Linked DNA regions of Homo sapiens: region 1 is linked to region 2. Evidence: read pairs that join two places in POLR2A ChIA-PET (ENCODE). Cell type or tissue: endothelial cell of umbilical vein. All regions are shown on one strand. Each heading gives the region's core, and the rest is flanking DNA. Links, peaks and the distances in the headings are about the cores only. Region 1 overlaps LOC105374343 (a long non-coding RNA gene). Region 2 overlaps LOC124900647 (nascent polypeptide-associated complex subunit alpha, muscle-specific form-like).

Region 1 (9,721 bases), core at 919-8,918, 110 kb after region 2:
ACCTCTTTCTTGTATAAATTACCCAGTCTTGGGCAGTTCTTTATAGCAGCGTGGGAACGGACTAATACGCCGAGGAAGGGCGTGAGTGATTCCTCGGCCCAGCCAAGATGGGGAAGGGCGGCAGGTGAGAGGCTGAGGGGAGGGGCAGAGTCGGAGCCGAGTTGGGGGCAAGTCAGGGACAGGCACAGAAGGGGACAGTAGCCAGTGCCACTGGGCTAGGACCTCTGGGGGGGTCTCTCCTGCAGCTCAAGAGACTGGCGTGTGGAGAGCCATGGCCAGGCTTGGTTGAGAAAGTCACTCACTACAAAGCAGAAGCAGCCACATGTGGCTGGAGTGGCCAGCGCAGGGCCCCCGGTATGGGAGAGTGGGTATCCGGCCACATCCGAACCTCTGCCCCACATACAGCCTCCCACAGGGACCCTCCAGGAGGCCCCTGTGTGGGCGCCTCCCACCGGATACGCGGAGAAGCGCAAGGTTCCTCGTGCCCTGTGCTCAGGGCAGCCCATCAGTCTCACTGTGCTGCAGTCGCCTGATGCAGGTGCATGCTCCGAAGGCAGATGAGCCCACAGGAGCTCCTACAGCAGGCTGGGCGTCTGTCCGGAGCACTCTGGGTGTGCTTCCATTTCTAATAGGAGCGAGTTCATATTCAGGTCGCTCGGGCCGGCACGAAGCCCCAGGGGTAACAGATGCTCCCCACGGACGCTGGGGCCCCGCCCTCGGGATGGCCTTCCCTTTCCTCCCCCTGAACAGTTTTCACCACCACCACCCTTTCCAGCCTTCTTCACCTAAATCATCATCAAAGCATACTGGGTACTTCTTGGAAAGAGACCGGCCTTCCTGAGTGAGGGTCTCGCTCCGCATCGGATCAGGTGGCTTTCCCGAGGCCGAGTGCCCACTGCACACTGTGGCGGCCGGCTGGGCCTGGCCTTCCTTGGCAGCCACCTCGAGGAGTGCAACTGGCTGGCATCCGGCCGAAGTCATTCTTAGCTTTAAAATCTCCATGGATGAATAGTGTAAAGCAAAGTATTGGTTTACAATAGCTAGATGTGTTTATCGAAAGTGAAAGAATTTCCAGCTAGCACTATTTTCCCAACTGCAGCAAAGTCAACACCGGCAGGCTGCCGAGAGGGGGTGACAATTTGACCTTCGCGAAGTTGGCGCTGCCAGGACACAGCATCTGCAGTGGGGCTGCCCTGCCCTGGGCCTGGCGTTGGGAACCCAGGAGCAGGTGAGGTGTCCTAGGTTTGGAGGTGGGTGGTGCAGCAAACAGGCTGCCTGGAGGGAGTAGAGAGCCCTGGGCTTCCACCGCCAGCCGCGACAGACAGAATTTTATTGAAAGAACAATCCAGAAAGCCCCCAGAACTGACAGGAAGGCCAGGGAGAAGCCAGGCTCAGGAAGTGGGCAGGCTGGAAGGAGATGGGTCCGGCCACACCTGCGGACCTGTCACGGTGGTGTGCAGGTGCAGGACCTGCCCCTGCAGCCTGGGCTCCGCCTGGATGCTCGCGACCTCCGAGAGACACCCAAATCCCCGCACCCGGGCCTGAGTCGCCTCAGCGGTTCCCGCGCCTCCGCATGGACCTCCAGGCAGGTGTGCCCACCCACTGCAAGGCGGGAGGAGCCGCGTGCACCTCGCCAGCTCCCGGGTGGCACCCTGACACTGACCTGACCTGGACCCCCAAATCAAGGGGAGTTGGGGCCGGGCAGCCTGAAGGCGCAGAGCCCCCTCCCCAAGCACGAGCTTGGTTGCCAGGAAGCCTCTGCTGCGGCTCTGGAGAGGATGAAAATGCGTTCAAACCCAAGCAACTATAAACACGAAGAAAGGTTTTGAACACGTTTTGTTTTCAGACTAAGAGGAAATTCCTAAAATTCTTCGGTGGTAAAACCAAGACTGCACACCGAATTCACATTGGAGCGGGGCTAGGGAAGCATGGCTCCGGAAGGGCTCGGGAAGGGCTCGGGGATGGCTGGGGAAGGGCTCGGGGAGGGCTCGGGAGGGCTGCGGAAAGGCTCGGGAAGGGCTCGGGGAGGGCTCGGGAAGGGCTCGGGGAGGGCTCGGGAAGGGCTCGGGGATGGCTCGGGAAGGGATCGGGAAGGGCTCGGGAAGGCTCGGGAAGGGCTCGGGAAGGCTCGGGAAGGGCTCGGGGAGGGCTGGGGAAAGGCTCGGGAAGGGCTCGGGAAGGGCTGGGGAAAGGCTCGGGAAGGGCTCGGGGAGGGCTGGGGAAAGGCTCGGGAAGGGCTCTGGAAGGACTCGGGAATGGCTCGGGAAGGGCTCGGGAAGGGCTCGGGGAGGGCTGGGGAAGGGCTCGGGGATGGCTGGGGAAGGGCTCGGGGAGGGCTCGGGAGGGCTGCGGAAAGGCTCGGGAAGGGCTCGGGGAGGGCTCGGGAAAGGCTCGGGAAGGGCTCGGGAAGGGCTCGGGAACGGCTCGGGGAGGGCTCGGGGAGGGCTGCGGAAAGGCTCGGGAAGGGCTCGGGGAGGGCTGGGGAAGGGCTGGGGAAGGGCTCGGGGAGGGCTGGGGGAGGGCTCGGGGTGGGGGTGCTGGGGAAGGGCTCTGGGAAGGCTTGGGGAGGGCTCGGGAGTGGGTGTTGGGGAAGGGCTCTGGGAGGGCTCGGGGAGGGCTCGGGGAGGGCTGGGGGAGGGCTGGGGAAGGGCTCGGGGAGGGCTCGGGGAGGACTCGGGAAGGGCTCGGGGAAGGCTCGGTGAGGGTTCCGGAAGGGCTCGGGAAGGGTTCGGGGAGGGCTCGGGAAGGGTTCGGGGAGGGCTCGGGGAGGACTCGGGAAGGGCTCGGGGTGGGCTCGGGAAGGGCTGGGGAAGGGGTCGGGGAGGGCTGGGGGGTTGCTGGGGAAGGGCTCGGAGGCGGAGGGCACCAGGCACTGAGCCTCGCAGAGGCGGCCGATATCCTGAGAGCCTCCCTCGAGAGGCAGCTCGGCGGGCACCTCCTCCGCCAGACTCCGAACTCCAGATCTCACCACTGTCTTTGCACACCCTTCTCTGAAGCCCTGGAGAGGCCCCCATGTCCCCGCAGAGGGATGACCAGTATTGCAGACGCAGCGCACGGAAGAGCGCCCAGCCAGCTCTGGCACCCGCCCTGGCCAGAGTGCTGTGCCCGTTCGTACCGGGTCTGCTCAGGGCCCCCCTCCACCCACACCCCCATCAATAGAGCCTTTTGTGACTTTCAGCTGGGAAAGAATTCCACACTTAAAGAAAAGTTAACGATATTAGCGTTGATGCCAGAACCCGGCTGCCCTAACACGGATTCCCCCACTGTTGATGGCTTGTCTGTTTGCTTTGTTGTGCGGGCTGCACACACCCACAGTCATGTGCAGGACTCGGGTAGTTCCTGGGATTGGCCCTGCTCTTGGCCTGCCACAGACGCGTGGCCACCTTGGCCGTGATGCCAGGATGGGGCAGGTACCTACTGCAGAGACGGACGTTCCCACCCCGACTTTCTCCTGGCCTCAAGCGGCTGGGGCTGCTGGGCAGCGTCCTTCCTGGCCACGCCAGGCTGAGAGCAGTGCAGAGCCAGGACCCCAGGGGCCGGGACCTGCAGTTTCCACCCATGTAGGGAAGGGAGGCCATTGCCATTATCACCAGGGTCTCCACAGGCACCAGGGTGAGGATGACCAGAGCCATTGGAAATCAGACAAAGCCTGGAATCTTGGGGGAAGCAGAGGCCACCCCTGGCCTGCACTGTGGGGAGGGGCTCAGGGCTCAGATGCCTCTCAGGGCCACTGTTCCTCGGGCCAGGCTCATTCAGACACATGGCTGGGTCTGATCACAGTCTCAGGCGATGGGCATGGGGCAGGGGTCTGAGGCTGGGAACAGACAGCCCCTCTCCGAGTCTGGCAGGAGGGCAGCTCAGGAGCTGGCCTGGGCCAGTGGCTGCCCCCAGGCAGGGCCAGGTGATTCCGGAGGCAGCAACAGATGTTCTCCAAAGCTGCCTCTGAGACAGGACCAGGGCTGCAGGGTTCATCCCTCATTTTTCCAAATGTAGTAGACTTAAATCATCACCATATTTACTTGGAAAACTGCTTTCACAAGAGCCCATATGACCGCAGGAACAGAAAAACACCCATGGCAGTGAGGTTGCTTTGGCGGAACCCGCCAGGTGGCCCCACCAGGGCTCACAGCGCAGGAATTGCCTTAAATAGGGCAGCTCCAGCTCCAGCAGAGCAGAGGACACCCCAGCTCCGTTCCCAGTCATCCAGGCAGCAGAAAGCAACACAGGACCTGGCTCCGTCCTCACGGAACGTGTGGGCTGGGAAGGCCTCACATGCCTGGCAAGGGGCTGGGGCTCCCCAGGACCTTCAGAGCACCAGGCACCTACCCTGGCAGCTGGGGAGAGTAGGACTTACGGGACCTTCATCTGCTCCAGACCCTCAGAGCTGCGTTTTCCCCAAGGGAAGGGAAACATGGCTGCAGGAACTCAGGAGGGCTGGAAAGAATGTGGTTCTTGGACTTACGGACCTTCAGAAACCTCAGGAATCCACTCTCAGGAAATGTCTTTTCTGCCCTCATAGAAACACTGAGAAATGTGGCCTTAAGCCCGATGGAGCCCGGGGCTGCCTGCGATCAGGCACCGGAGGGCTCGGACCTGCAACTAGGGTGGGTTGGGGGGCTTGGCGCCAGAACACCAGGATGAGAGGGGCCGGGCTCAGCGCAGCTCAGCGCCTCCGGGGACCACGTGGTGGCTGGTTCAATTCACGTGAGGCTTGGAGAGCAGGGTTTAAGAGGGTCCCTCAAACCAAGCAAGAGAGCAGAGGGAGTACTGCGGAGCCAGGGCCAGCAGTCTGCGTTCAGAGCAGCCCTGCTCCCGGCCACCCCGTTCCGGCTGCCTCTCCCGCCCCCAGGTCCCTGCCCCCTGCTCTGCCGTTCCTGCCCGGCTGCAGCTCACCCCAGGCCCGTCCGGCATGGAAGGGGAGGCCCTGGGCTGGGGCGGGGGGTGTCCGTGAGTCAGCAAGTGACCAAGCAGGGGTTGCATCACCTCGATGACTCGCACGCCTCCCTGCAGAGGGTCCCGCGGCTGACTCAGGAAGGGGATGAGTGATGGGTGTGAGTCATCACTCGCGGAGCCAGTGGTCACTGGAGGCGTCCAAACACAGACTCTCAGTGTTGGAATTGGCAGGAGCTGTGGGGATGGACACACTCAGTCTGTGGCTGCAGTCGGGGAAACCAACGCCCTGCTCCCCATGCAGCCTGCACACCGCACCCAGGAAGCCTGCCTCTCCTGGACAAGGTCCTCCACAGCTCCCTTTGTCCTCAGTATGTGGACCCTTTGGGGTGTGGCCCAGCCCCTCCTGACCCCTTAGGGCACACCCCAGCCACAAAGCACCACACGCGGCCACCCAGGTCTCAGGCAGCCTGGGAAATGTGTCTGTGCATCACTGCTCTGTGCCAGTGGACACGTGTGTGCGCGTGCATGTTGGTGTGCAGATGTGTGTATGCATGCATATGTGTGCATGTAGGTGTGTACATGTATGTGTGCGTGTAGGTGTATGTAGGTGGTGTATGTAGGTGTGTGTATGTGTATGTGTATATATGTGTGCACGCATGTATATGGGGTGTGCATGTGGGTGTATATGTGTGCCTGTGGGTGCATGTAAGGGTGGGTGTGTGTATGTCAGTGTGCAGGGGTGGGGGGTGTGCATGTGTGTTGTGTGCGGGGGTGGGTGGGTACGCGTGTGTGGGTAGGTGTGCGGTGGTGGGTGTGTGTGTCAGTGTGTGGGTGTGGGTGTGTGGGTGTGTGTGTGTCAGTGTGCAGGGGTTGGGGGTGTGCATGTGTGTGTCAGTGTGCAGGGGTGGGTGGGTGGGTGTCTTGTGCAGATGTGTGTGTGTCAGTGTGTGGGGGTCGGTGTGTGTGTGTCTGCGGGGGTGGGTGTGTGGGTAGGTGTGTGTGTGTCAGTGTGGGGGTGGGTGGGTGTGTCAGTGTGCAGGGGTGTGTGTCGGTGGGGTGGGTGTGTGTCAGTGTGCAGAGGTGAGTGGGTGGGTGTGTGTCAGTGTGCGGGGGTGGGTTGTGTGTCGGTGTGCGGGGATGGGTGGGTGTGTGTTGGTGTGTGGGGTGGGTGTGTGGGTAGGTGTGTGTATCGGTGTGCGGGGGTGGGTGTGTGTCTGTGCGGGGGTGTGTGTCAGTGTGCAGGAGTGGGTGTCAGTGTGCAGGAGTGGGTGTGTGTCAGTGTGCGGGTGTCACTGTAGGTGTGTGTCGGTGTGGGGGGTGGATGTGTCAGTGTGTGGGGGTGGGTGTGTGTCAGTGTGCGGGGGGTGTGTTTGTGGAGGTGTGTGTGTCGGTGTGTGTGTGGGTGTGTCAGTGTGCGGGGGTGTATGTGGAGGTGTGTGTGTCGGTGTGTGTGTCGGTGTGTGTGTGGGTGTGCATGTGTAGATGTGCGTGTGTGCATGTGTGGGTGTAGGTGTGGAAGTGGGTTGGTGGGGGTTGGGTGGGGGTGGGTGTATATTTGTCTGTGTGTTGGTGTGTGGGGGTGGGTGTGTCTGTGTGTGTGTGTGTAAACTTCTGCCCAGTCCCTGCTGGGGGGCACTCTCAGACTCAGTATTTGGGGAGGCTGAGGGAGTTGAGGAGAGCAGCAGGACCCTGGACTTGGAGAACGGTTTGGAGGACGGTGGTCTTTGGTGGCTGCTCAGCTCCTTATGGCCCCAGGTGCAGGTGACTTGGTCCTGACTCCATGTTTCCTGCCAGCAGGGGAGTGTGGCCTGGTGGGTGGGGGCCCCCAGGGGAGGTAGGGCTTGCGGGAGTGTGGATACCCGGCTCCTTCGGGTGTGGCGGCACCAGTGTCCCTCCTGCCCGCTGTGCTGGTTGCTTCTCTTACTTTGCTCCCACACGGGATGTCTCCCTTTATTCTATTTTCACTTGCAGTGCTTCTGGTTTCTCCACTTTTACATCTTAGACTGAAACTTGGCAGAAAACGATGCACGATAGGATGTTTCTGAGCCAAGACCCCTTTGAGGACAGGCTGGCTGCTGATTCGAGAGCACGGCCCAGAGCATTCAAGGAGAACATCCTTGCTGTTGGGTTTGTTTTCTTTGCAGAGTGGAGCTGTGGAAGCCGACGGACACTCCTGGCTGGCTGCAGCCAGGCAGCGCAGAGGGAGGTGCGTGTTGGCAAACGTTTGTAACGCTCACTGAGCGGTGAGCAAGACGGGGCGTCGTGCTCGCCTTTTGTGAAAAGGAACAAAAGTGCTGCCGGATTCCTGGCCTGGGTGGAGCCCCATTCACATGACCCCCAGGGGCTGGGGTCACCCCCTGAGGTCCCTCCGTGGCTCCTCGCCTGCTCCGGTGGGGCTGGGGGAGGTGGCTTAGCTGAGGCTGCACCTCCGGGGGAGGAGCTGACAGGCGCCAGCACACACATGCAGGGGTGTGTGTGTGTGTGTGTGTGTGTGTGCACTCGCCAGCGCCTCCCCCCGGGGGGTGCAGCCTCAGCTAAGCACACACACACACACACCTACATGCACACATGTGCACCGACACACACACATGCACACACAGTTCTAGAATGACCACCCTCACCACCTCAAGACTGGCCATCGGAGGGGCCACACTCAGAGGCACGGCGGCTCGAGTGGCCAGCGCCAGCAGGCGGGAGCAGCAGGAGGGGAGCGGGTGCCGCCAGCCCTGCGGTGGCCGTGGGCCTGCCACCCATGAGGCCGAATTGCTCATGGAACTCATGGCCCCAGCTCCAGCCCTGTGGAACCAGCGGCCCTCCCACCCTCCACAGGGGCAGCTGAGCTTCCAAAGGCGAAGGCTGGAATCCAGTCCTTGGAACAATTTCCAGATGTTTTTGGCGTTAAAGTGCCTCCTGTGAAACTGGGGGTGCAGCCGGGCTGCCAGCCTGGGGTCTCCGGTCTACCCAGTGGGCACTTTTGTCATTTGGTCTGGCAACCATGCCACTCTGAAGAATGCTCTCTGCCCTCCAAGGAGAGCAGCCAGCCAGCGGGAGGCCTGTGCCGGGCAGTGGGCACGGGCCCTGACCCCAGCTTGGGGAGGGGCCTGGCATGGCAGGAACATCCTTACAGGCCCCAAAGCTTTAGCACAGTGGGAAGAGTGCACGGCACCTCTGAGCCTGCTCCCCAGGGGCACTAGGCCAACCAGGAGCCTGCCTGCCAGCACCCTCCGCAGCCCACCCTGCCTGGGTGGACAGACGGAGGCAGCCTGGGACCCCCTTGCCACGTGCCCCTCTGCAGTCCTGGTCACCCCATTGTTCAAGGGGTGCTAGGACCCTGAGCACTGCCCTGACCCTAGGCAGTAGGGAAGTGAGGGACACACACACGAGAACACACACGCCATCCACACACACACACACACACGAACGCACACGCCATGCACACACACAGAGCACCCACATGTGCACTTGCTCAAGTGTGCACAGACGCACGTGCATGGAAACCCCAGTACACGTGTACATCCCCACTCATGCACATGTACACACACACACACGAAACCCCAGCCCCACACACAACTACAGCACCAGGTGACACCTTTGCAGAAAAGGGATCGTGAAGCCTCAGACCCAAGTCAGGACTCAGAGCCCGGAAGCCTGTGTCTGCACCGGGCTCCCTCGCCTCCTGCCAGTGAGGCCCTGCCAGGCTGGGGAGGTGCCTGAGGGAGCGGCAGGAATGCAGAACCTGGGCACACCTGGGAGATGAGGCCTCCTACAGCCAGGCTCCCTGACCACGGTGTGGGCTGCAGCCTGCCATGGCCAGGTGCTGCCCATTTCAGGACCGAGGGTTCCTCAGTGACAGGCCCACAGGCTCCAGGCCACAAGGACCTCAGTTTCCCCACCTCCCTGGACCTGGGCTTGGGCCCCAGTTGCCCATCTAGGTGGCAGGGGCCCAGTGTCCCTAGGCTGTGACAACAGGGCTGCTCCCCAGAACTGCAGCACCAACCCTCCCCTCCCAAGGCCCCCAGCCCCTCACTCCCACTGGGCCGGGTGCCCACCCTCCACAGGGCCGGCAGGAACAACCACATTGGCCTGGTGAGCACTCGTTTGGGAAACTGGATATATTTGCAATTTTTAAAACGCTCAGAGCCAACATTCAAAATGGGGCTGTTTTTCCAGTGGAAAATGTAACATGAGCCCAGAACCACTCCCGCTCACACAGAGGCCCGCCCCCACCACCACCGCCACGCCTGGGCCAGGGCTTTACTCAGGGCCAAGCCTGGCCAGCTCCTGCGGCCCCGGCCCAGCACCCGCCACCCCCCCACACACCTGAAGCCTTCAGACCAGTGTGCAGGAGAGGCTGAGGGCAGCTGCCCAGGGCAGACAAGGGCGCAAGGGGCAGGCAGAAGGCCCTGAAGACCCCCCGCCATGGCTGGGTAGGCTCTGTCTCAGGGGTGTTCAATCAAATCAAGGGCCGCTTGGCCTCATACAGCCAGGCCCCTCTGCCCCCCAGGTGCCACAGAGAACCCGGCAACCACAGGGCAGACCCTTCCCCTCCACGGGGCCCCCATGGCCGACACACCCTGGACGAAGCCAGCAGGAGTGAGGTTGCCTCTGGGGTCTGTGGGCCCAGGTGCTACCCGACATGGTGGGACCCCGTTGCTCCCACACTCCTGGGGCAGCTGGGACAGCCGCTGTGACCTTCCCGCCTCAGAGGGGCTGTGCCCACCAGGCTGGGTAAACCTGTGACTGCTCATCCTCCTGGAAGGAGGACATCACCCTGCCACCAGCTTCAGCAACAAACACAGAAGACAACAGCTGTGACTGCAGCCTCTCC
Region 2 (9,721 bases), core at 781-8,780:
GGACCAAATTATTGCAATCTCAGGCTGAAACCTGAACTGATGAGGAGTGCTTCTTATGGATGAGCAAAGAAAGTAGTTTACTGAGATGGAATCTAGTCCTGGTGAAGATTCTATGAACACTGAAATGAAACCAAGGGTTTAGAATATTCCATAAACTTAGTTGATAAAGCAGCAGCAGAATTGGAGAGGACTGGCTCCAATTTTGAAAGACTTTCTACTGTGGGTAAAATGCTATCAAAGTGTCACATGCTACAGAGGAATCTTTTGTGAAAGCATCAATTGATATGACAAACTTCACTGATGTCTAATTTTAAGACATTGCCACAGCCACCACAACCTTCAGCAGCCACCACCCTGATCAGTTAGCAGCCGTCTACATCAAGGCAAGACCCTCCACCAGCAAAAAGGTTACCACTCCATGAAGGCTCAGATAATCATTAGCATTTTTTAGCAATAAAGTATGTTAATTAAGGTACATGCATCTTTTTTGTAGACACAGTGCTTATTACACACTTAATAGACTACAATATAGTGTCAATATAACTTTTATATGCACTGGGAAACAAAAACATTTCTGTGACTTGGTTTACTGCAATGTTTGCTTTATTGGTGGTCTGGATCTGAACCTGCAGTGTCTCCAAGGTATGGCCTGTATAGCTATGTTGAAGGATAAAGCAAATATATTGTATTAATGCCAGTAAGTAGATTTTTGGCATAAAAGAGATACAAGTATATATTCAATGAAATGAAGTAAAACTCTTTAGTCTTACACTTCGATTGGACATGAGAATATGAGCTCCTTTTTTAATTTAAAAATAAGCCCACAGTAAAACCTTTCCTAGCTCTGTCCCCTGAGAAAGCTCAGGGCAATGACGATCTGCAGAAGCAAATGCCCCTCACGTGAATGCCTTTTATATTATATTAAAGAGTGAATGTTATTCTGTCTAAAGGACACAGGAGTGAAACTGAAGGGTCACCATTGGCCAAAGGTTGGGCAATTTAAGTATTAAGAATAATGACTCCAATATATCAGAAAAGCATTAAATACCCAGCCACTCATGAATTCATAATGATACTTTAAAGAATCCCCATTGGTTACATGGCGGCTGTTAGGGAACAAACATACTCCTTTGAAAACTGCTAATTCTAGGGAAAGAACCAAGCCCATGGCCGGCCTTTCCTGTACAAACTGCTTCAGGGCAAGCAGCTAGTTGGTGAGAAGTTCTCCTGTAGCAACCACTGAGGAAAGAGGAATCGAGAGAGAGTGGATGTCAAAACTGCCAGGCAGAGGCTGAGGGAACCTGACAAGGGGCAAGCGGGGACAGCACTGAGCCCCTGATGGGCTGTGGTCACTCAAGGCAGGACACCTGGACATCATGGCCTCCACTGTGAGGCACCAGGAGGCACTCAGCAGCAACTCTAGCTTAAAGTCTGAGCCCGAGTCTCATCAACTCTAACTGCACACGCCAGTACCTGGGAAGCTGGAGGAAGAGCCAGCCAACCCCTCGCCACTCCCAGCACAGTCTCTGGAGCATCAGTGTCAGTGCCCAGGCCCCGTCCTCACCTCCAGATCAGGGCGTGAGCTCAAAAAGAACCCCCAGAGATTTGCAGTCACAGCGAAGGTGTGCTGAGTCCAACGGCACCTGAGGACACTTTCACCACATCTGGGATGCCGGCCGCCAAGAGCAAGGGCCCCAGGGCCTCCAACAAATTAGTGGGTTAAGAAAGAGACTTGTGTGGGGAAGGCAGACCCTATAAATAAAAGAGTTTTAACAGACATAGCAACCAAGTGTCATGTGTGGATTCTGTTTAGATACTGATCAAAATAAATCAACTGTGAAAAAGACCTTTTAAGTCAATCAGGGAAATGTGACTGTGAACTGCGTGTCGGAGGACAGGAAGGGATTCTTATTAACCTTGCTGTGATGGCATGGTTGGTGACTGTTTCATTTAATAAGGTCCTCACTAGTTAGTGACGCATACTGAAGTGCCGATAGGTGAAAACGGCCTCTGACCTGACATACTTTAAAAGTGTGTGTGTGGTGTGTGTGTGTTGGTTAAGTAAAACTAGTTTGGGGTTCATCACACAATTCTCTAGTTTCATGTGCTTAAACTGTTCTAGAATAGACGGTTTTGTTTTTTTTAGCTGTGTGAGGAAGTAGAGAAGTGGAGCTAGCCTATCTGGCAACCCCTCAAGATGTCAGGCTATGAAATAACACTGGCAAACACTTACACAGAGTGTACTGTGTGCCAGGGACTGTTCTTAGCACTTTACACAGAGAGTATCATTTGGTCTTTACAGCCACCGTATAAAGTGGGCTCTTTATTCTCTCAGATGAGGAAACTGAGGCAGAGAACAACTAAGGAACTTGCCTAGGATCGCACAGGAGGTAAGGGGCAGAGGAGGGACACCCAGACAGTGTGGCCCCAGAGTCTAGGCTTGTCAACATTGTGCTTCAGAACATCTCTAAAGGAAAACATTGGCTGTTTGGGAGACTGAGGCAGAGGGAACAGACCAGTGGGAAGGGAGAGAGGTCTCTGAGGAGGAAGGAAAAGGTGGGCTCTGAAACTGGAGCTGGGTTTAGGTAGGAGGAAGGGCAGGTCGTGGATGAAGACAGCTGCAGGTGCGTGCCTGGTCACCCTTGCCACACGCTTGGAATCCAGCCAGAGCTCCACCTGGCACCAGAAAAGCAACAGCTACACCCTTCACCAAATGCCCACTATGCACCAGACCAGGGCTGAGAAGCCCACACCGCCTGTGTCATCTAATCCCTGCGACAATGCACTGCCCCTGCCTTATGGGTGACGGCCCGGAGGTCCGTCGATCTGTCCACACTCACGTCACTGAGAAGCAGTGTAGTCAGACAGCCCAGGCCCTCGGCTGCCAGCACTTGCTCCAAACCACACGATGCATTCTTTCCATCTTCCCACTTCTTTCCAGAGTGCTCAAAAGGGCTCGCTGAAGCATTCTCATGATGGTGCACTCACATACAAAAAACAAGCGTGTGCAAAAATGTGAGCACGTGAGCTTTGCAGCCGAGCTAGCTGTTCTCTGCCACTGTCAAATGCCCGGTCCCCGTGATGCAGTCCTGCAGTGATTAGTCACATAAGACGTTGCACTGGGGGCGTTGACGAATGGGTCACAGGACCTCTGCACTATTTTTGTAACTTTTTGTTAGTCTACAGACATTTTTAAATAAAAGGTTTAAAGAGAAAACACCGGATGTCGCAGCTGAAAAGACCTAATGGATCACTAAGTGATTTTCACTCCTTTTTTAAATGAGGAAACAGACTTAGTCTCTTCAGGGCACGCGCTCTTCCTAGTCCAGGTGGTTCCACTTTAGCCAGGTTCCCTTCCTCCCACCCACAGGTCCACACCCACCTCCCCCGCACCCAGACTCCTCCCAACCCAGCCTTCCCCCGGCACCCGGCCTCCCCCAACACACCCAAACTCCCTCCCACACACCCAGCTCTCCCCCACCCACCCAGACTCCCTTCACACACCCAGACTCCTCTCACACACCCAGCCTCCCCCAACATACCCAGACTCCCCCCAGACACCCAAACTCACCCCTTACACCCAGCCACACCCCCCCACACCTAGCCTCCCCACCGCACCCAGCCTCCCCTCGACATGCCTAGCCTCACCCCCACACCCAGCCTCCCTCCCCTCCTGCCTACACCTGCCTCCCCATCTCTCATTTCTCATACTCCATGACACCATCTTCATTAGAAGCTTCTTCACTCCATCAGAATGCTTCAACATCTTTTCAGTGGCGGATCAGAAAGAACTCTGCATCATCAGCTTGGAAAGGCCCCAAATTCTTACGCCTTTTTATCTTGTTCGTCGGATTTGCTGCAAGTATCTGCCCAGTGTCAGCGCCACGTGTCACTTCTCACAAAAATCAATTTTACAAAATTAGCCAGTGAAATACAAACACCCACTAACCAGTGGCACTTGCAACGGATCCATTTCAAAGAAAGTATTATCAGAAGTGGCTCAAGCAACAGAAATGCAAATGTTAACATTTCTTTTATGTTTTGGTTTTCCATTTTCAACTGCCTTTTATTTCCACGCAGGGGAACGTGAGGAGAAATGCCTAATAGAAGACATTCCAAGCGACACACTGGTAACAGGTAAGTAAAATGTGCTCGGTTAAATGTTGAACTCCAGAAGTGGTTTTACAGAATTCTGCCATCCTCTACGTCCATATTACTTGGCAGTGAACATAATGCTGCATGGTTTTCTCTTGATCATTTATCAAGTTATTCAAACCTAACAGCCTTAAGAGTGAATGGTAAAATTCATAAAACAGGAAATCTGGACAGTGTTCCCTGGAATCCAAGCTTGATTTGTTTTCCAGTTGTCAATGTTCCTCAGTAAAAGCATCTTGGATGCCATTTCTCACTCTAATAGTGGTTGAACATTCAAAACGTACGTGAGGTCTTTAGACTGTGCAGCAAGACAGGAGCACAAGTCGCACGTCCTCTGTGCCCTGACCTCCTGGTGTCCACAGAGCCATGGGGAGAAGGCATCGTGGTGGGTGTGCAAGTGCAGATCGGAGACTGTTTTCCAAGCAAACGGCTAGTAAAAGCTGCTAACACCATGGTGAGTTCCACACGTTTCCCACACTGCCACCAAGCACAGCCCCACACAGCTGAGCTTCACCTGCCTTCTGAGAAAGAAACAAGTACCTGTGGTGTCAGAACGGTGTAGAAAATCCAGAATATGCTTAACATTTAGGCCACAATCAACATCAAATTCCCGGGTTTTAATGCAAAAAAAAAAAAAAAAAAAAAAGGAGGGGGAGTAGGAAGAAGAGAATCTAGTGATATTCCTCACAAGTGCTGATTACGTATTTTATATCCCATTCAATCTTACAATGAATACTGTTGAATCCTCTTTTCAATTTATCTTGGTCATTACCTTTGAGTGTGCTATTGCAAAAAGTAATGACCCATCCTGCGAAAGATTAAGTAAATGCATCAAGCATGGAGGCAGAGAAAGAAACAGAGCAATGTGAGATCAAGTTTTGGGATGAGTAGCATGGAAAAAATAGCCAGGAAGAGAGCTGGGTGGTCTTAGAGCCCTCGCTGCTGCTCCGACACTGTGGATGAAGCCATATTTGGGACTCTGGAGTCTGTACAAGCCTGCCTGGATCCAAATCCCAGTCTGTCACCTGAGAGCTGTGTGCCACTGGGCAAGTGACTTACCCTCTGTTTAATTTGTGAAATGCAATGATGATTAAAAAAACAAACATCTATTTCTGTTGGTTGTGCTGATGATTAGGTTACTCTTTGTAAGGCTTTTACAACCTAACCCAGCTCACAGAAAGTACTGTGTTTGCTCAACACGTTCTCTGAGCCCAACGATCTCATCCCACGGGAAGCTTGGCCCCTGAGGTAAATAGCCCTGGGTAGCCGGCTGTTTTCCTGGTAACATATGAATTTTCCAGCCTGCAGTTGAAGGGGCAGAAGAAGAGGAAGGGGGACAGTGCTGGCCTGTCCACTTGCCTGTTGCCTCATGGCCCATCAGCTGGATGGGCTCACCCAGGACCCACTGGGACATCTCAAGGAACTGCAGCCACCTGAGCCACGGCGGCACTGGCAGCAGGAAGGCAAGTGTGGCTAGAGAGTGTCCTGACAGCTGTGTCAAGACAGGGTCTCAGTGATGACACCACGGTCCATCTAAAGTGGCTGGTGCCATCATGCCAGCTGCAGCAGGGAGGCACAGCCAGGGCTGCATGCTCCATGGAACTGGCAGGAGCTGCGGACAAGCAGGAGCCCTGCCCCTTCCGAGTTGGGTGGTAGCTCTCTGCAGACTTAGGCATCCCTGTGCTCTCGGGCCGGGAGCAGATGGGTGCCCCACTCTCCTGGGCACAGCTGCAGCCACTGAAGTCACAGCTGTAGACCCAGACCTCCTGCTCCACAGAGCAGGCAGAAGCCCCACCCAAGTCCCAGCTGCAGATCCAGGCCTTCTGCTCCATGGAGCAGGCAGGAGCCCCACCCCTCTGGGCACAGATGCAGCTGCCCAAGTCATGGCTGCAGACCCAGGCATCCCTGTGCTCCTGGAAGCCGGGAGCAGAGAGAAGCCCCTCTCCTAGGCGCAGCTACAGCCACCCAAACCATGGCTGCAGACCCAGGCATCTCTGCACTCTAGGGGGCCCAGGAAGCCCCATCCCCGGCCTTCGCAGGTTTGGAAGTGCCTGCTTCTGCTGCCTGGCTTCTCCCTGCTGTCAGTGTCCACTTTGATCTCAGAGTAAAGTCAGGGCGAGCCTGGGCACTGTTGCAGCCTGGCCAGGTGTGCACACGCTCAGGGCAGTGCTAATACACCAGCCCCCTGCTGCCTCAGCACCCTCCAGACTTTAAGCACCGAGAATAGGAGGGAAGCCAAGGGTGGGCTGAGGGTAGCTTGGCACTGGCCTGCAGGCACCCCTTGGCACCTATAGCCTGGACACCATGAATAGCAGCAGGACGCAGACAAGTTCCTGGGTGGAAGAGGGCAGGTCCCTGGTGAGGCCCCCACCTTCAGGCCAGGGAGGTCCTGAAGGCTGGGGACTGGGCTGCCAGTCCTGCAGACCAGAGTGGGAACTTCTGGTGCCTTTACCCATGACTGCCAATGTACCAATCACAGTGCACTTCCTCCCCTCTAAGGCCCATAAAAGCCCTAGGCTCAACCAGAGCTGAGCAGACATCAGGGCAACCAGATGCAGAGAGGAGCTACCCATTCCATGGCCTCCTCTCTGCTGAGAGCTGGGGAGACAACAAGAGGACCTGCCTGCAGAGAGCAACAGCCCACTCCAGGGCCTCCTCTCTGCTGAGAGCCGCAGGCACAAAGGGATGGCCCGTCTGCAGACAGGAGCAACCCACTCCAGGGCCTCCTCTCTGCTGAGAGCCTCAGAGATGACAGGATGGCCTGCCTGCCAAGAGGAGCTTCCCACTCTACGGTCTCCTCTGTGCTAGGAGCTGAACACGCGTTGTGACACCCTGGCTGTGGAAAGGAGCTGCCCCTGCGGGTCTCCTCTGAGCCGTTGTATCGCTCAATAAAGCTCGTCTTCCTCTTGCTCACCCTCCACTTGTCTGCAGACCTCATTCTTCCTGGTCACAGGACAAGAACTTGGGACCCGTCAAATGGCAAGGCTAAAAGAGCTGGTATAACACAAACAGGGCTGAGACATGCCCCTTGCTTGCCATGCTATGGGGGAAGAGAAGGAGAGAAGAGCTGCAGCCCTTCAGGGAGCCTAGACTTGGGAGCCCCCCAGGCCAGGAACAAGCAGGAGCCCTGCCCCTTCTGAGTTGGACTCCCTCTTTGGGGCCCTGTGGTTCCTGGCATACTGCATTCCCCAGTGCCAGCTGTGGAAGCTGCTTGCAGTGCACCTGGTCCAGCTGCAGCCTTGCAGAGAGTGGGCGCCCATGCCAGCACTGGAGCTGCCCACCTTGCAGCAGCTGCGGGTGTGCCTGACTGCACAGTGGCTGGACCCCATGCTCACTCACACACCCCTCACTGCTCTGTGCCTGACTCGCTCTTGGCAGGTGTGGGATCCAGGCCAGTAGCGTGAGTTGAGTGCAGCATGCCAGGCTGAGTGGGCAGAACAAGCCCAGTGGGCCCAAGCAAAACTCGGGCAAGGGTGCCACCAGCCACAGAAGTTTCCAGCTAGAAATGTGACACCCCAAGGATCCTCTGGCAAGCGGTCCCATCTGGCTGGAAGACCAGGGCCCACTGTGGCTGGCTCCCTCACCCAAGTCAGGAGCCTCTGGAGTCCTCCTTCCCACGGATGCTGCTGTCCACGCCTCCCTCCTCAGTTCCTGCCAAGGCTCTTCTCTGACTGACTGCTCCTCCTCACCTGGTCTTCCCAAGCCTCCCTACTCTCTGTTCTTCCCACTCAGCAGTCTCCTTAACCATCACCCTTGGGCAATTATTTAGATTTAGAGCTTGGCTACTTAAAACTCACTGTTATGGAAAACTTTGAAAGTGCATCAGGGCCAGGCATGGTGGTTCACACCTGTAATCCCAGCACTTTGGGAGGCCGAGGCATGTGATCACTTGAGGTCAGGGGTTCAAGACCAGCCTGGCCAACATGGTAAAACCCCGTCTCTACTAAAAATACAAAGAAGAAAAAAAATTAGCCAGGAGTAGTGGTGGACACCTGCAGTCCTGGCTACTTGGGAGGCTGAAGCAGAAGAATCACTTGAACCCAGGAGGCAGAGGTTGTAGTGAGCCGAGATCGCGTCACTGCACTCCAGCCTGGGTGACAGAATGAGACTCCATCTCAAAAAAAAAAAAAAAAAAAAAAGGCGCATCAGGCCACAGTTTTAACTTTTCTTTAAAAGAGAACAGTATGCCCTTAAAGTCCAAGAGCTACAGACTGGTCCTGGAAGCCATCCTGTGGGTCTGGTGCTCCTCACCCACTGCCCTGTGGTGGAGGAGCCCACACCTGCCCCACACCCTAGTGCCAAGGGAGCCTCTGCACTGGCGCTCTGGGGTGGCTGCTCGCCTTTTCCTTGCCGGGGAGCACAGCCCACAGCTGTCCATAGTGCAGGAACTACATCTCCACAACTGTATCCAATCATCCTTGTTCTGCCATCTGGGTCCACTCAAAATAAATACACATTTTTTCACCTGAAAGTCCGTCATAACTGAAGTCACAGATTCCACCCATCCCAGATTTCTCTTTGCAGGCTAACTCTCCTTAGTTGCCAAGTGCGCGGTTTTGCTCCAGTTTGTAACACACATGCGTGAAAGTATCTCGTTTGGGTCAAGCTAAGAGCTGGGAGCTGAAGACTCTGTAGGGCAAGACAGGCGAGCTCCCTGGGCCTGCCCCTGCCCCTGCCCCTGACTGCATTCAGCAAAGAAGCCGCAAAGCATGTAACCCAAGAAAGAAGAACTCACCGCTGACCCAGGACAGCCAGCCCAGAGGAGGCCGAGGGAGCAGGCTGTGGAGACTGAGGCAGGAGGGTGGAAGGCTCTGGCAAAAACGGGGGATGGGCATAAGACAAAAGAAGACTATTACTCAGACATGGAAAAACCGAGGACAGAAAATGGGCAAATCGTACAAGGAGAGAAAAGCAAACCAAACTCATCAAAACCAATTAAACAAACAACCACAAGTAAGTCATGGTCCAAATATGATGCCCTCAATTTCCCACAGATTGAGTGGTGCGAAGCTGGCTGGGGGGAGAGCCGGGATTGGCCTTTTACCTTGGCTGCTTTGGTCTACCAGCAGGCTGCTGGGACACAGGCCCTGTGCTGGGGGACGGGGATGGGGACAGGAGGATATCTGGGTCCCCTTCCCAGTTTCATGTCGCTCATAAAAGTGGTCATTTTGCTCTGTGTCAGCAGGGACACTTCCGGTTTGAAGGTGTATTAGGACTGAATGAGCTCTTTGAGGGCATGAACTCTTCTATTAACCTTTGTATCCCCAAAGCCTATTGCAGTGCCTGGCACATGTGGAGTGAGTGCTTTTAATCAGAACTGAACAAACTGCAGGATGAACTGTGGTTCTAAGACTTCCACACACATTGAGACGAATTTGAAAGTCAGATTCTAATTACAAGCATGCAGCCAGATGTGGATGCATCTCACTTCTTGACTTGGCTGAAAACTAACATACAAAAGCCTTTCTGAAATCCATTTCCATGATATCCACGGTGTTCTAAACTCTCCCTGTCAGTGCCATTTCCATGATATCCATGGTGTTCTAAACTCTCGCTGTGGGTGCCA

The links. ChIA-PET counts read pairs that join two places held together with the same protein. Peaks named below come from ENCODE experiments on the same cell type or tissue, not always from the same donor. Only the 100,000 strongest peaks of a DNase experiment are listed, where the experiment ranks them.
Region 1: POLR2A ChIA-PET joins it to region 2 with 19 read pairs; 3 of 35 experiments call an interaction of 5 or more read pairs at or near these places.

The regions. Positions count from the first base shown.
Region 1 is chr4:1,039,101-1,048,821 of GRCh38, reverse strand. The region is part of intron 1 of LOC105374343 (a long non-coding RNA gene); the gene reads right to left. Among named protein-coding and RNA genes, the nearest start is that of FGFRL1, 32 kb to the right of the region's middle. RefSeq lists silencers at 6,722-6,903, 7,284-7,482 and an enhancer at 9,012-9,721. In endothelial cell of umbilical vein, for the core only: no CTCF peak of the experiment used is centred there; DNase peaks (open chromatin) are centred at 1,081, 1,991, 4,461 and 5,011; H3K27ac peaks cover 1,285 bases.
Region 2 is chr4:1,148,019-1,157,739 of GRCh38, reverse strand. The region is part of intron 1 of LOC124900647 (nascent polypeptide-associated complex subunit alpha, muscle-specific form-like); the gene reads right to left. It overlaps LOC124900837 (hornerin-like), which reads right to left. Exons shown (of 2, transcript XM_047416541.1): 2 at 4,040-9,721. The coding sequence ends at 9,580. Among named protein-coding and RNA genes, the nearest start is that of SPON2, 20 kb to the left of the region's middle. RefSeq lists enhancers at 6,981-7,481, 7,482-7,982. In endothelial cell of umbilical vein, for the core only: no CTCF peak of the experiment used is centred there; no DNase peak of the experiment used is centred there.